2 separate regions of the Mus musculus genome follow, and region 1 is linked to region 2. A link is a contact called in ENCODE Hi-C or POLR2A ChIA-PET data. All regions are on one chromosome and are shown on one strand. Each heading gives the region's core, a stretch centred on a gene start or an enhancer-like site at or near the end of the contact. The rest is flanking DNA. Distances are from core to core; before and after follow the strand shown.

Region 1 (6,016 bases), core at 1,226-3,725, 350 kb after region 2:
GCCCCAGCACCCCTTTCTCAGGTGTGTAGATCAAGTCCTTGTGTGTTCCCATAGGCTACAGCATATCTGCCTTGTCCTGGTGTGTTCCCATAGGCTACAGCTTATCTGCATTGTCCTGGTGTGTTCCTGTAGGCTACAGCTCATCTGTATCGGCTCCTTTCTGCTTATTTCCCCCTCAGGGCTGTTCCTGAGGAGAATGCAGTGTGGCTTCATGCTCCAGCTTAGCACAGCCAGCCTTTGTTTTGTTTTGTTTTGTAAAGATTTATTTTATTTATATGGGTGTACTGTAACTGTCCAGAAGAAGACACCAAATCCCATTACAGATGGTTGTGAGCCACCATGTGGTTGCTGGGAATTGAACTCAGGACCTATGGAAGAGCAGTCAGTGCTTTTAACACTCTGAGCCATCTCTCTAGGCCAGCCTTTGTTTTCTTGAGCCAGGGTCCCTACTACCTTGCTCTGGCAGCCCTGACCTTGCTAGGTAGCACAAGGTCGCTAGAGATCCTTCTGCCTCAGCCTTCTGCATGTATCACACAGCCAGGCCCTTTGACCATAATGTGGATGGGTTTTGGAATAACCCCCCCTCCCCAACATCTGTAGCTTGTAGGATTCCCAAGTTCCCTGTAGTCTCTGAGCCTGTTTTCCAATGAAAGGCATGAAGGCCTGTGTGGGGGTCAGCACTGACCCCCACAAGCTCATAGGCAGCCCTACCTGTCTCCTACCTCCTAGGGGTGACAGCCAATGGCAGGACAGGTGGCTGGCCCTTCATCATTCCTGATGCGTAAAGAACCTATGCAGCCTGCTGTAACAGATGCCCAGTGTGGCTTATCTTCCCACCTCTAGGGCCAGAGCAAAACCTGCAGGACAGCTCAGAGCAGAGAAATCACCTGCCCTTAGCTCTGGGCATTGCCAGTGTATTCTCTACATGGTAGAAGGATTGATCTGGAAGATGTGGGAGTAGAGGCGCTAAGAGCCCCCAGAAAGACACCCACAGGAAAAGAACAAGGGAAGTCACCCCAAAGACCGGAGGAAAAGCAGTGGCTGGGCCTGGCTGCCTAGTCCTCCTCACCCCACCCCCATCCTCAGGATGCTGCTGACCTTCGAAATTGAGGTTGGCCCCACTCTGCAGAAGGACAGCAGCTGCCCGGGTCAGGCCCAGCTCAGCCATCTTCAGCAACGCATTGCTCACGCCTTCCTGGTAGAATGGAGAGTGAGCCTTCTGCTCCAGCAGCTCCGTGAGGACCAGGATCCGGCTCTCCTCGCTGGAAGCAGAACTGTGCACCAAGAGGCAGAACAGAGAAAGTGGGAACTCACGGGGGCCAGTGGCCCTAGCCTGTGTGCCCTTTCACAAGCATCCACACAAGCTGCGCATGCTCTGTGGGGCACAACTCTTTCTTGGTCAAAAGCATTAAGTGATTTCAAAGCCATCCTTCAGCATGCTGTCAAAGTGCTGGCTCTGCCCCATCTTCTCTCACACCACCTTGAGGGTAGCCCTAAAGCTCTCACCCTTCCTAGACAAAACTACCTACTAAGTGCATCTTGGGCCTGGACGCTGTTCCATATGTTACCCCAGCTCTGACAACGGCCCAAACACCACCTTCAGAGTCACCTGGCCACGACGCGCCTTACTTGCTCTTCGCCCTAATCTCACCCACCAGACCTCTTGCAACAGGTGGGCCCTAAGATCTGACCAACGCCCGGACACAAAACGCTTATCTGGGGCAGCCCTCCTAAATATGCTGGGCTCCGCCAAAGGAGGGCAGTAGCGCCTTGTTGTGCAGCCCTGCGGCCCCGCCTCCGAGTTCTTAAAAACGCCTGGCACTGCATTTACAGAGTAGGCCGCAGAGGAAAGGGCTGATGTGGTTTAGAAAAGACATCCTTGGTGAGACTGCTAGCTCCTCTGCCCCACCCTACTCTGCATCTCAGACCGCGATGCCGGTCTGGGTGCTCGCTTGTCTCTGTAGCACAAGCACTCCGAAGGCGTAGCGCTCCGAGTACCCAAGGAGGTCTGCACAGGGCACACGGACCACACCGGCTTGCTTCCCCAGAGGCTCTCGGAGAGGCCTGCTGTCTGCCGAAAGTCCGGTCGGCCCCAGCCAGGACGTCTCCAGCATCCATGCACAGGCAGCAGAGGCCCGGGTCTTCTGCCCTACAAGACACTCCGAGCCCGCCTCAGGCTGGAGCTCGAGCTCGCGGCCACGCAGCTCCCACTCCCGCTGCGACAACCACAGAGGACCGCAGCGACTTACTCATCCAGGGGCTCCTGCCGCTCCAGATCCTGGATGCCCAGGGCGCCAAGGATGGCGTCCACTAGGGGCTGGTACTCAAAGATGATCCTGCGGAAGCCGTGCAAGAACGGCATGGCGTCGGCCGCGTGTTCCGACACCCACAGGCCACCACCTCCCGATCTACCGGTTCAGACCCCGCGCCGGTGAGCAATCCTCCCAGGCCCCAGTTCCGCACCGGAAGTTATCCTACCACTCCTACTTCCGGTCCGTGCGGGCCTTTGAGGGAGCATGTGAGTCACACTGCCCCCTGCCGCCGGGGAGGACCTCGCGGCGATCATCACTGTCCGGCTCCGCCCCGCACTGAAATTCCCCGCGAGGCCGCTGAAGGGCGTCTGAGCTCCGACGGGGCATGCGGCCCCGCTACTGACTGGCTCCAATCCGAGGTGACACAGGCCCTATTCGGAGCCTGAACACTACTTTCTGCAGCCTACTTGACTTTGGCCACTCTCTAAGGAAAGGCTGCAACCACCTCAGTTTCTCCACTGTGTAGACCAAGTGGCGTAATGAGGATCTTGCACCCCAACTCTTCCCCACAGACGCTGGGGGCAGTTCCTTATTCTCTGTCCCTTGACGCCTAGCCAAACAGGCTGCCCACTTTTCCCACTTTTCACTGGAGGGACTCTGTGAACCTTCATGTCCTGATCTGGAAAATTGGCATAATATCACTTGCCTAGACCCTGAGCAGGAGGAAGCTTTGACATAGCAGAAAGGACTGTACCAGGTAGCGTCCCCCTACGCAAATTTGAGTGGCTGCAACTTTGAGTCCTGCGGCAAGGCCCTGATGACTCTAAAAAGGTCAGTTATGGGGAGGTGTCAATGGTCCTGAGGCTGCACCATCATAGGTGTAGCTCCAATCCCTTATGGGGGCTTGTGTTCTCTCTGCTTGGCACCTGCCATCTGCCATAGAGTTACTGGCTTGGAACAAAATTTCTTCTTTGTTTTAACCAAGAGCCTTCCTGCCTCCACTTCTCAAGTGTTGGGATGCTAGGCTTGGTTCCAGGATAGCCCAGGACACCAAACCCAGTGGCCAAGGATCTTACACAGAATGGGTACACAGCTCCTCTCATGACCTATTTCAGCTCTATGGGACTCTGCACCCAACAGAGTAAACACCAGGTTGGTCATTGTTTATTGGGTTGTTAAGGGAATAATGGGGAAAAAATCTGTACAGGGGCTGGAGAGATGGCTCAGCAATTAGGAATACTGGCTGCTCTTGCAAAGGACCTAGGTTCTGTTCTTAGCCTGCCAGGACTACATAGTGAGGCTCTATCTCCAAGAGGGGGGAGGAGTCGGGTGGAGGGTGGCAGGTTACTGGAGAGATCTTGATCAGCCCAGGTTCAGCTCCCAACACCCTCATAGTGGCTCACAGCCACCCATAACTCTAGGCCAAGGGGATCTGGTGCCCTCTTCTGGACGCTGTGGGCACAGGCACAAAAGTGATGCACATATGGCCATGCAAGCAAAACATCCCTATTCATGGGGAAAAAAAAAAAAAAGTTCCCCTTTGGGCCTGGGAGTTGGCTCACCGAGCAGAATGCCTCGAGTTCCATACCCAGCACCATGAAGACTGGACATCGTGGCTTCCTGCTTTGGGTCTGTGCCTTTGTCCAGGTCACTTCTCCTTTCCTCAGTGGCTCCAGCACTTGGCTTTGGAGGCTGCCCTGATCCAGAATAGCAGTAGTTTAGCCTCCTGACATCTACAAGACCCTTCTTCCAAATAAGGTCACTTTGAAGGTCCCCAGACTAGAGCTTCAGTGGAACTCAGAGGGCAGAATACAAACCCCATGCAACAGGTGAATCTAGGTGTGGTCCTTCTGGCCTTGGCCTCACCATCTTCCCCTAGCCTAGCCTTTAATGGCTGATCCGTCTCTCCAGCCAGTCTTCACCTCTGACTTGATCACTTGCCTGGCTCTCACAGGCCGAGGTCCAATGAAAGGCATCTTGATGTCACCAGTGTCTGAGAGAAGGGACAGGCAGAGTAAGAAGAACTGGGCTGCTGAGCTGGTTCAGGAGGTGGAGGCTTGCCACCAAGCCCTGTGGCCTGAGTTCAGTCTTTAGGACCCTATGGCAGAGGGAGAGAACAGACACCTACAGGTTGTCCTCTGACCTCTACACACATACAGCACGTGTGGATACATGCATACTTAGTGTAAATACACATAGAACACATGAGAATTAACTTGCATTTATTGGAGCCCTCCTCGGGTCCTAGCACTGGGCTAAGCCCTCTTCACACTGATGCTGTGAAGCCGTTAGATTAAGAGGATTGTTCCTTTTCACAAGCAGGAATGTGGCTCAAGGTTTCAGAGCTGGCCCAAGGAAGCACAGCAGGGTAGACTGTCAGCCAGTCTATCCGACCTCGGTACATATAAGCCACCAGGGACTCACACAGTCCCTTTAGCTTCTCTGGCTTTGGATCTTTAGAGGGTCTAGACTTGCAGGAGGGAGGAACTGACCTTTGCCCTTTCATAGCCCTTAGGCATCTCACAGAGGAGCCAGGCTCCACTGCCAGCCAGTCACCCAGGCTCCTGTCTTTAGAAAGCCCTATGCCCCTTGACCCCTCTTGTCAGCAAGGGGTCCTGTTTCCTCCATCTGCCTTCCATTAAAGTTGTCATTCAGAGCCCCTGCCTTCAGCTCTGACCCTTCCCTCTCTTTTCCTCACCACTGCTCCCTCTGTGCCTGACTAGACAAGCTCCATCCTGGCACCCAACTCCAAAACTTCTCAGCCATGTGAGGGACAAACACAGTCCTTAGACCCTGAAAAGGTCTGTGCATCCTCCTTACTCCCCCAGGGAAGTTTAGGGGTTACACTGAATAATGTACAGAGGTAACCTTAATATATAAAGAACTTCCAAAAATCAATAAAACAGTAAACATTTCCTACAGGATATAGGCACAGGATATGCATAGGTGAATCACAGACGAAAAGTCAACAAGCATGAGAAGAAGTGGCTAGCCTCTCTACCTGTCCATCAATAATGACAACAATGACCTTTAATCCCAACACTCAGGAGGCAGAGACAAGTGAATACTATGTTTTCACATCCATCCTGGACTATATATTGAGTTCCAGGCCAGCCAGAACAATCAAATGAGATTCTATTAAAAAAAAAAAAAAAAGAAAGATCAAAAAAATTCTTTCAATATCTAGAAAGCTGTGTGTGTGTGTGTGTGTGTGTGCGCACACGCGCACATCAGAGACCTTAGGAAGTTGGTTCCTCCAACCATGTAGGTCCTGGGGATTGAACTCAGATCTTCAGCTTGAGCAGCAAGCTCCTTTATCCACTGAGCCATCTCGCTGGCCTACCCTTCTTTGGACTTGTATGGCTTTTTTCTGCAGTGAATATATCCTACAAGAGACCTGAAGCCAGAAAAGAGCTGTGGGTAAGGAGTAGCCTGTGTGCACCTCCTGCATCTGAGGCTGAAGTTTGGTCCAGCTCAGTCAACCTTGTTCCCCTCTCCAGACCCTGTCAAGAAACATCCTCACCAAGGTCACTTCCTCAGTGCTCCTCAACTCCTGGTTCCCCAAGCCAGGAGTGATAACCTTCATTTGACTCAAGGGTGGCAAACAGTCCTGAGCTCTGTGGAGGGAGAAAGGCCTCTAGTATCCACAGTAGCCTTGGCCTGAGGGTGGACTGGTTTCTCATTGATCCTTGGGAAGACAGACAGACTGACAGACATAGATACACATGCGCACACACACATACACACACACACACACACACACA
Region 2 (6,181 bases), core at 1,851-4,350:
GGGAGTGTGGGTGGCCCAGAAGTCTCCCTGCTACAGAAAGTAGGGGCCAACTAGGCCCTTGCAACCCTGGTGGTGCATGGAAATATGTTGGAGGCTGGCTCAGCTTCCTGCTGGGCAGCGGGTTCCCAAGGGGGCAAGACCCGCTGGTGAGGAGGGCTTATGGAGAAGACCTTGTAGCACCGGCCTCCATCCCCAGAACGCACACATACTGACTCCCAACCCTAGCTCCATCCCCAGCACACACACACACACACACACACACACACACACACACACACACAATTCCAACCCTGGCCCTGCGGATATGGGGGTATCCATGGGTTTCCACCATGGCCCTGGAAAGCTGGTGTTTGCTTGCGTGTGTGTGTGTGTGTGTGTGTGTGTTTAGATTTTCTCACCTCTAAGCCCATGTGAAAGCAAAGGAACCACCATACACTCTACAATTGACTTTTTATTAAGATTATAAATTTAAACAAATAACCTGAACAGTTTTACCCGGTGAGATACAATTCATTATGCACAAAAATACAGGAGGAAGAAGGGCCGGGAAGGCAAGGTTGGCAACTTGTTTTGGAGTCCTCGGGGTGTTGATGGCAGAGACCCAGAGGGGCACTAAGCGAACCTCACCTTCTCACAACAAAAGGCTTTTAAATTAAACAAAATCTATCGCGCTGAGGACGGAGACAGGGTTCTCACAGGCTGGAACAATGCTGGTTTCATGAGATGGGACCGAAGGCTAAAGCACAAGGTAACTTAGAAGCGCGCACAATCACTAGAGCTGACCAGGAGCTAAGCGAAAAGTCTCCAGCTCAGTCGGCGGTCCGGGCCCCTCCCTCCCCCGGGGATCCAGGTGAAGGAATCGACTTCCTTTTTTGTTTAGTGAGGACCGCAGTGCTGGGCATGATGGGAAATGTAGTTCGCCCTGCTCGCCCTCCACCCCTTTCCCAACTGTGCTGAGAGTGTCAGGGTGCCCCCCCCCCCCCCCGCCCGAGTCCGCGAGGCGGGTGGAGGAGGGGGAGGAGGACGGAGCCAGAGGGGCGGGGAGAGGAGGGGTTCTAGACGCCCAACCCGGCAAGAAAAGAAAAAAAAGTTGAAGTGTTTTCATTTCTGCCTTCTCATTTTGAGAACTTTGGAGGCCGCCCCCAGAGAGGAAATGTGACCGAAACGTCCCTTTTGGAGATAGAGTTTGCCTTTGTTTTTTTGCTCAGGGTTTCACAAGACCCGTTCCTCACCCCAGAAAGGCACTCAGGAGAGCGGAACGTCGGGCTTCCCGGCTCTTGACAACTGATTAGAATCGGCGTCCGGGGCCCCGCGCCCTCCTGCGTTGCGCCCCTGGCGCGCCCGGGCACCCAGCCTCGCCCCCGGCGGCCGGGCACCTCCTCCGGGCAGCAGCCCTGCCTCACGTGGCAGGCTCCTCGCTAAACACCACTGCAATCAGTACAATAAAAAGGGGGGGAAAAGAGTAAGAGAAACACAAAGCATACTTAAATAGGCGCTTTTTCTCTGCAAAAATAAAGTCCAAGATTTTTAGATTTTTTTTTTTTATTTTACAATTTATAAAACATCAGCCTCTGCTCGTCCCCAGCTCAGCCCCGAGTGGCCAGGACCCGCTCGCTCCCTATCGCCCCTTGGCCGAGTCTTTGTCTGGCCCCAGCCCCGCGGGGCCCAGGGTCCCCATGCCCTCGGGGGTCCCTAGAAGGCGACAATGGCTCGAGTCCAGGCGCCGAGGCTGGCGAGCGCCTGCTTGGCGCACAGCTGCCCGTTGAGCGGCGGCGGCTGCTCCGAGGAGTCCGGCTGTCGGCTCACCAGCCCCGAGAAGCCCGAGCCAAAGATGGAGATCAAGTTTGAGATGTTGGACGCGTCCGGGGACGAGTCCGGGCAGAAGTCCTCGAAGCGGGCGCGCTTACAGGGGGCGAATGGGGTACCCCCGGGGGGCTCGGCTCCCAGGTCGCCCGCGTCCTCTTCGTCGTCCTCTTCCTCCTGGCCAGGGTAATACTTGCGCTTGCAACCAGCGGCGGACGCCAGACCGGGTCCCGGAGCGCCCTGGCCACAGCAGGGGCAGTGGGCGGAGGCGCAGCAGTCCTGGTGCAAGTAGCCGTTTTCTACCGTGGTCACCACGTGAGTGTCCAGGTCCAGCACGGTGGTCTGGCTGCTGCAGTGCACGCCGAAGTCCGAGGGGGCCGGGTACGCGCCCCGGTAGAAGCCAGTGGATGAGGAAGGGGCTGTAGAGGCGGGCGGAGAGGAGGCAGCGACGGTCGAAGGGGCAGCCCCCGGAAGCACCGAGGGCGCAGAGCAAGCGGCCGGGACGCGAGGGTCCCGCGGGCAGAGCGCGGCGGGCGCGGGCGGCGGCAGCGGCGCGGGACCCGGCTGCAGCGGCTCCAAGTGCTGCCCGCGGTGGGGCGCGCCGTGCGGCGGCTGGAGCGCAGCGCACCCGGGCAGCTCCGAGAGCGCCCCCGCGCAGCCCGCGGGCGCCCCGGCCACCGCCACCGGCGCCGCCGCCGTGCAGCCCCTGGGCGCCGGGTGTTGGTGTTGGTGCAGCTGCTGCTGGAGGTGCAGCTGGTGAAGCTGGTGGAGCTGGTGCAGCTGGTGCCGGGCAACCGGCTCGCGCGCCTCCGCGTCCCCGCCGCCGCCAAGTTGGAGCGGGCCGAAGTCGGCCGCGCTGGCCGGCATTCCGGGCGCCGCGTAAGCGAGGTGCTGGTGCTGGTGGTGGGGCGGCTGCTGTTGCTGCTGCTGCTGCTGGCGCCGGTAGAGCTCGGCGTAACGCTCGCTCAGGTAGAGCTGGCGCGCGTTGCGGAGCACGTAGGACACCAGGAGGTTCTTGTGCAGCTTGATGCCGCCGCGCTGGGTCCGGGAGCTGTGGATCTTGCGCAGGGAGATGCTGATCAGGCTCTGGGCGTCCAGGGCGCACTCCATGCTCCCGCGGAGACGCGGGCGGCGGAGCAGCCGCCTCTGGTGCTGCGAATGCTGCTCCTTGCGTGTGTCTCCAGTTGGTCGCCCGGGCGAGCCAGGCACAGGGAACCGAGCCCGGGTCGGCGGGTCGGCGACACTCCGAGAGAAGTCGCCACCATGCGTTGCGCGCCACCCGCAGGCTCACGCTCCCCAGACGGCGCCAAAGCAATGAGCCTCCGCCGGCCCCGGCCCCAACTATTTAGCTGGGCAGCAGCGCCCCGCCCCACTGTAGATTAGCCAATAGAAGCGTGTAGAGCCTTCCGACTGACAGCCACTGCCCTCCCCGGGACCACTTGACTGGCCAATCAGACCAAGGCGGTTCCTTTGTGCTATTCAAATAACGAACGGACCCCGGGCCTCCAACGCCGCCGTTGCCTCGAATGTTCTCCTGGGGCCGCGGCACCTCGTGGGACTAGGAGCCTCCGAGGTAGTCTCTCTCAGCTTTGGGTCGCCTCTTGGGAGCCACGTCGAAATTCGTAGCTTTCCTGGACGTGGCTCCTGCGAGCTGGGGGTCGGCTCACCTGAGCGCAGCGGAGATGGCTCCGCCCCCTTCCGCATGGTTGGGCCTCACCTGCGGCAGGTGCGCGCGGTTCCCCCGCTTCGAGCCACGCGGCGCCTCCTCTTTTCCACCTGCCACGGCCGGGGGCAACCTGGGCGAGCTGAGCCTTCTTCCAAGAAAAGCTGAGTGGGGGGCGCACCTGAGAACTAGAGTGCTGTCTTGGAAGAGAGGGTTTGGGGCCTGATTACCTGATGTGTTAGCCCAGGGGCCTCTGGGAATGGTCACGGAAGGGCCTCTCTTTCTGTTTGACTCAAATCCCAGTGATTTTTGATCTCTAGTAGAGAAGCTTTGTGATCGTGAGACTGCCTGGGTGGGGGGTGGGGGTGGGGGTTTGGGCTATGAACCCGCCCCAAGCTTCCTCCTCTTTTGGGAGACCTCTTCTTTCCTGACTTAATATCAATGACAATAGAAGCCCTAAGTGCCTAGCTTGGATCTCTTACCAGAAAAGTCTGAATTTCTCCCTTTAAGGTTCTTGGAGGCCAAGCTTGAGACCGCTTGAGTGGAGCAACCTGTTAAGTTTTGGTCCTTACCCTGAGCCCCAGGAGTACCCAGGCCAAGGACTTCTCCACTTTTAGATTCTTATTCTGAGTTATCTACTGACCAATTGAGGACAGAGAGCAGAAAAGAGAGAAGATGCCTGAGAGTCCCCTTGTACTGAGAAGCTTAAAGAGAGTAAGAGGGCAAGGGTGGGTGTGGGGGGCCCAAGATGCCAGCCGCAAGCCTCATCCACCGCGTTTAAGGTTCCTTTTAGTACTTAGGTCAGAAAATTGGCCCAGGCAGAGTCCAGGGCTGGGCCCTTGAGTGGGACTGGGGGATGGGGGGGGGGGAGTGGGGCTCTTCTGAAACCCTCTGTCTTTGGACCCTCTCAGCAACTCTGCCCCTTGGCCAATGTCTCAAGAAAACCACTCACCAATTGTTTCTGTAAGTGGTGGCAAGTGTCAAAAGCGGGGGACAGTTTGCTCAGGTTTTCAGATGAGGAGGCGTAGTCACTAGCTCCAAAGAGGCTTTGTCTAAGACCACAGGCTCTGGGCACAGTGCTCTGCTCCGTCCGCACCATCTGGGGACATGTAACTGTTAGAACAGCTCTTCTCACCCTGTGTCAGCAAGGCCAGGATTACGTTGTGGGGCTGAGGCTGGAACCTCAGAACAAGCACACGTGGTGGCATTGGGGATGTAACCTCATGCATCCTGGGGGTATAAAGCCGTATCTCTGCCCACCTGAATATCTCAGAAGCTTACAGGTTCAGGAAGGGAGCGGGATGCTCCTACAGCCAGGAGGACTGAGCTGGAACTGGGGGAGTCTGCGGCTCACAATGGATGCTGTCTTTTCCCAGTATTTAGTGAAGAAACTTGAGACTTGAAAGAGGTGGTGGCGGGATTTGAACCGAGTTCTGTAGGTGCCTGGAAATATGTTAGTGGGGCCGAGTACACTTCCTCAGGCCTAGCTCCTGATGAATGATGTAATGCCCCTGCCCCATCCATCCATCCATCCATCCACCCATCTATTTATTTATTTTTTCCAAGTGCCCCAGGACCAGAGTTCTCCAGAGCTCCTGTGGAGGCAAATATCATTCTTGGTTCCATACATTCATAGTCATTCTTAGCGCTGTGACATAGAAGATAGCTCTAAGGACCAGCCTGGGAATCAGAGTGGGAATAGAAGTGGGTGGTGGACTAGGAAATCAGGTCCCTCTTTTGGGCTTGGTATTCCCCCCTCCCCCATCCCTTCCCCAGCCACCACTAAAGGTGAAGTTCTTTTCAGTGGGAATGATGAAGTCTCACGCTCTGAGGCAGTTGAGCCACCACTGAGCCACACCCCCAGGTACCAAGGTGAGTGTTGAACTAACTCTAAGGCCCTTTCACTTGTGTGTGTGATTATGTGTGTGTGAGCACTGGGGATGGGATTGGTGAGGGGTGCAGACAGGCAAAGTGTGGCCACTTTGGGGGGGCTCTGTGTAGCCCCATGGGGGGGGGAATCTTCTTTGCAGCCTGTTCTCAGTCTTCCTTCCTTCTCAAGTGCGGGCTCTGGGGTCAGCAAGCTGAGCAGTTGTTTGGCTTAATAAAACCCCTTGATCTTTTTTGAGGTAGCTTTGGGCAGGGGAGCTGCTGCAGATGTTTCAGAAAACCTCCCACTGAAGGAGGCAAAGGACAAAGGACAGCTGAACTATGTGTGTGTGTGTGTGTGTGGCATGTCCTGGGGGAGGTGTGGCTGTGGGGGGGCACCTGGTAAGGATTTATAAATATGGATGGAGTGGGGTCAGCTGCATTCAGACCTCTGCTTGTGCACACAATGATTTGGCAGAATGCTACAGAGACCATTCAAGACTCTGTGTGTGTGTGTGTGTGTGTGTGTGTGTGTGTGTACATATGTGTGTGCACACGTGTGCTTCTGTGTGCATGCATGTATTCCTGTGAATGAGCAGGGCCCTCAGCCACCACCTTGTAGAGGGGAGCAGTGCACGAGGCAAGGTTTCTAGAGATCACCTGAGTGAGGTTGGGGTGCTCGCCTTTCTTCCTTGCCAACACAGGTAGATTACATCTGGTCTGAGTAACCATTCCCTAGAGGAAGTTAATTAATGCCTCAATATTTACCAAGTGTCTGCTGGGATGGCGGCTCAGAGCAGGGCATGGATCACTGGGGACCTGGGTTCCATTCAAACCCCAGGCAATGCC

The links. A loop is a pair of places that touch in the nucleus more often than their neighbours do. ChIA-PET counts read pairs that join two places held with the same protein, here RNA polymerase II (POLR2A).
Region 1: POLR2A ChIA-PET joins it to region 2 with 10 read pairs in embryonic stem cell. The contact joins the promoter of Asb6 here to the promoter of Ier5l in region 2. A Hi-C loop is called at or near these places in 1 of 37 maps with a recorded cell type or tissue (mouse embryonic stem cell). POLR2A ChIA-PET finds 5 or more read pairs at or near these places in 3 of 5 experiments (Patski and embryonic stem cell).

Annotation. Positions count from the first base shown.
Region 1 is chr2:30,825,825-30,831,840 of GRCm38, forward strand. It overlaps Asb6 (ankyrin repeat and SOCS box-containing 6), which reads right to left and starts at 2,476. Exons shown (of 6, transcript NM_133346.2): 1 at 2,250-2,476; 2 at 1,099-1,274. The coding sequence starts at 2,362.
Region 2 is chr2:30,471,099-30,477,279 of GRCm38, forward strand. It overlaps Ier5l (immediate early response 5-like), which reads right to left and starts at 3,101. Exons shown (of 1, transcript NM_030244.3): 1 at 1,533-3,101. The coding sequence starts at 2,913. The coding sequence ends at 1,693. It overlaps Gm31291 (a long non-coding RNA gene), which reads left to right and starts at 3,210. Exons shown (of 7, transcript XR_003954013.1): 1 at 3,210-3,376; 2 at 3,977-4,180; 3 at 5,271-5,338.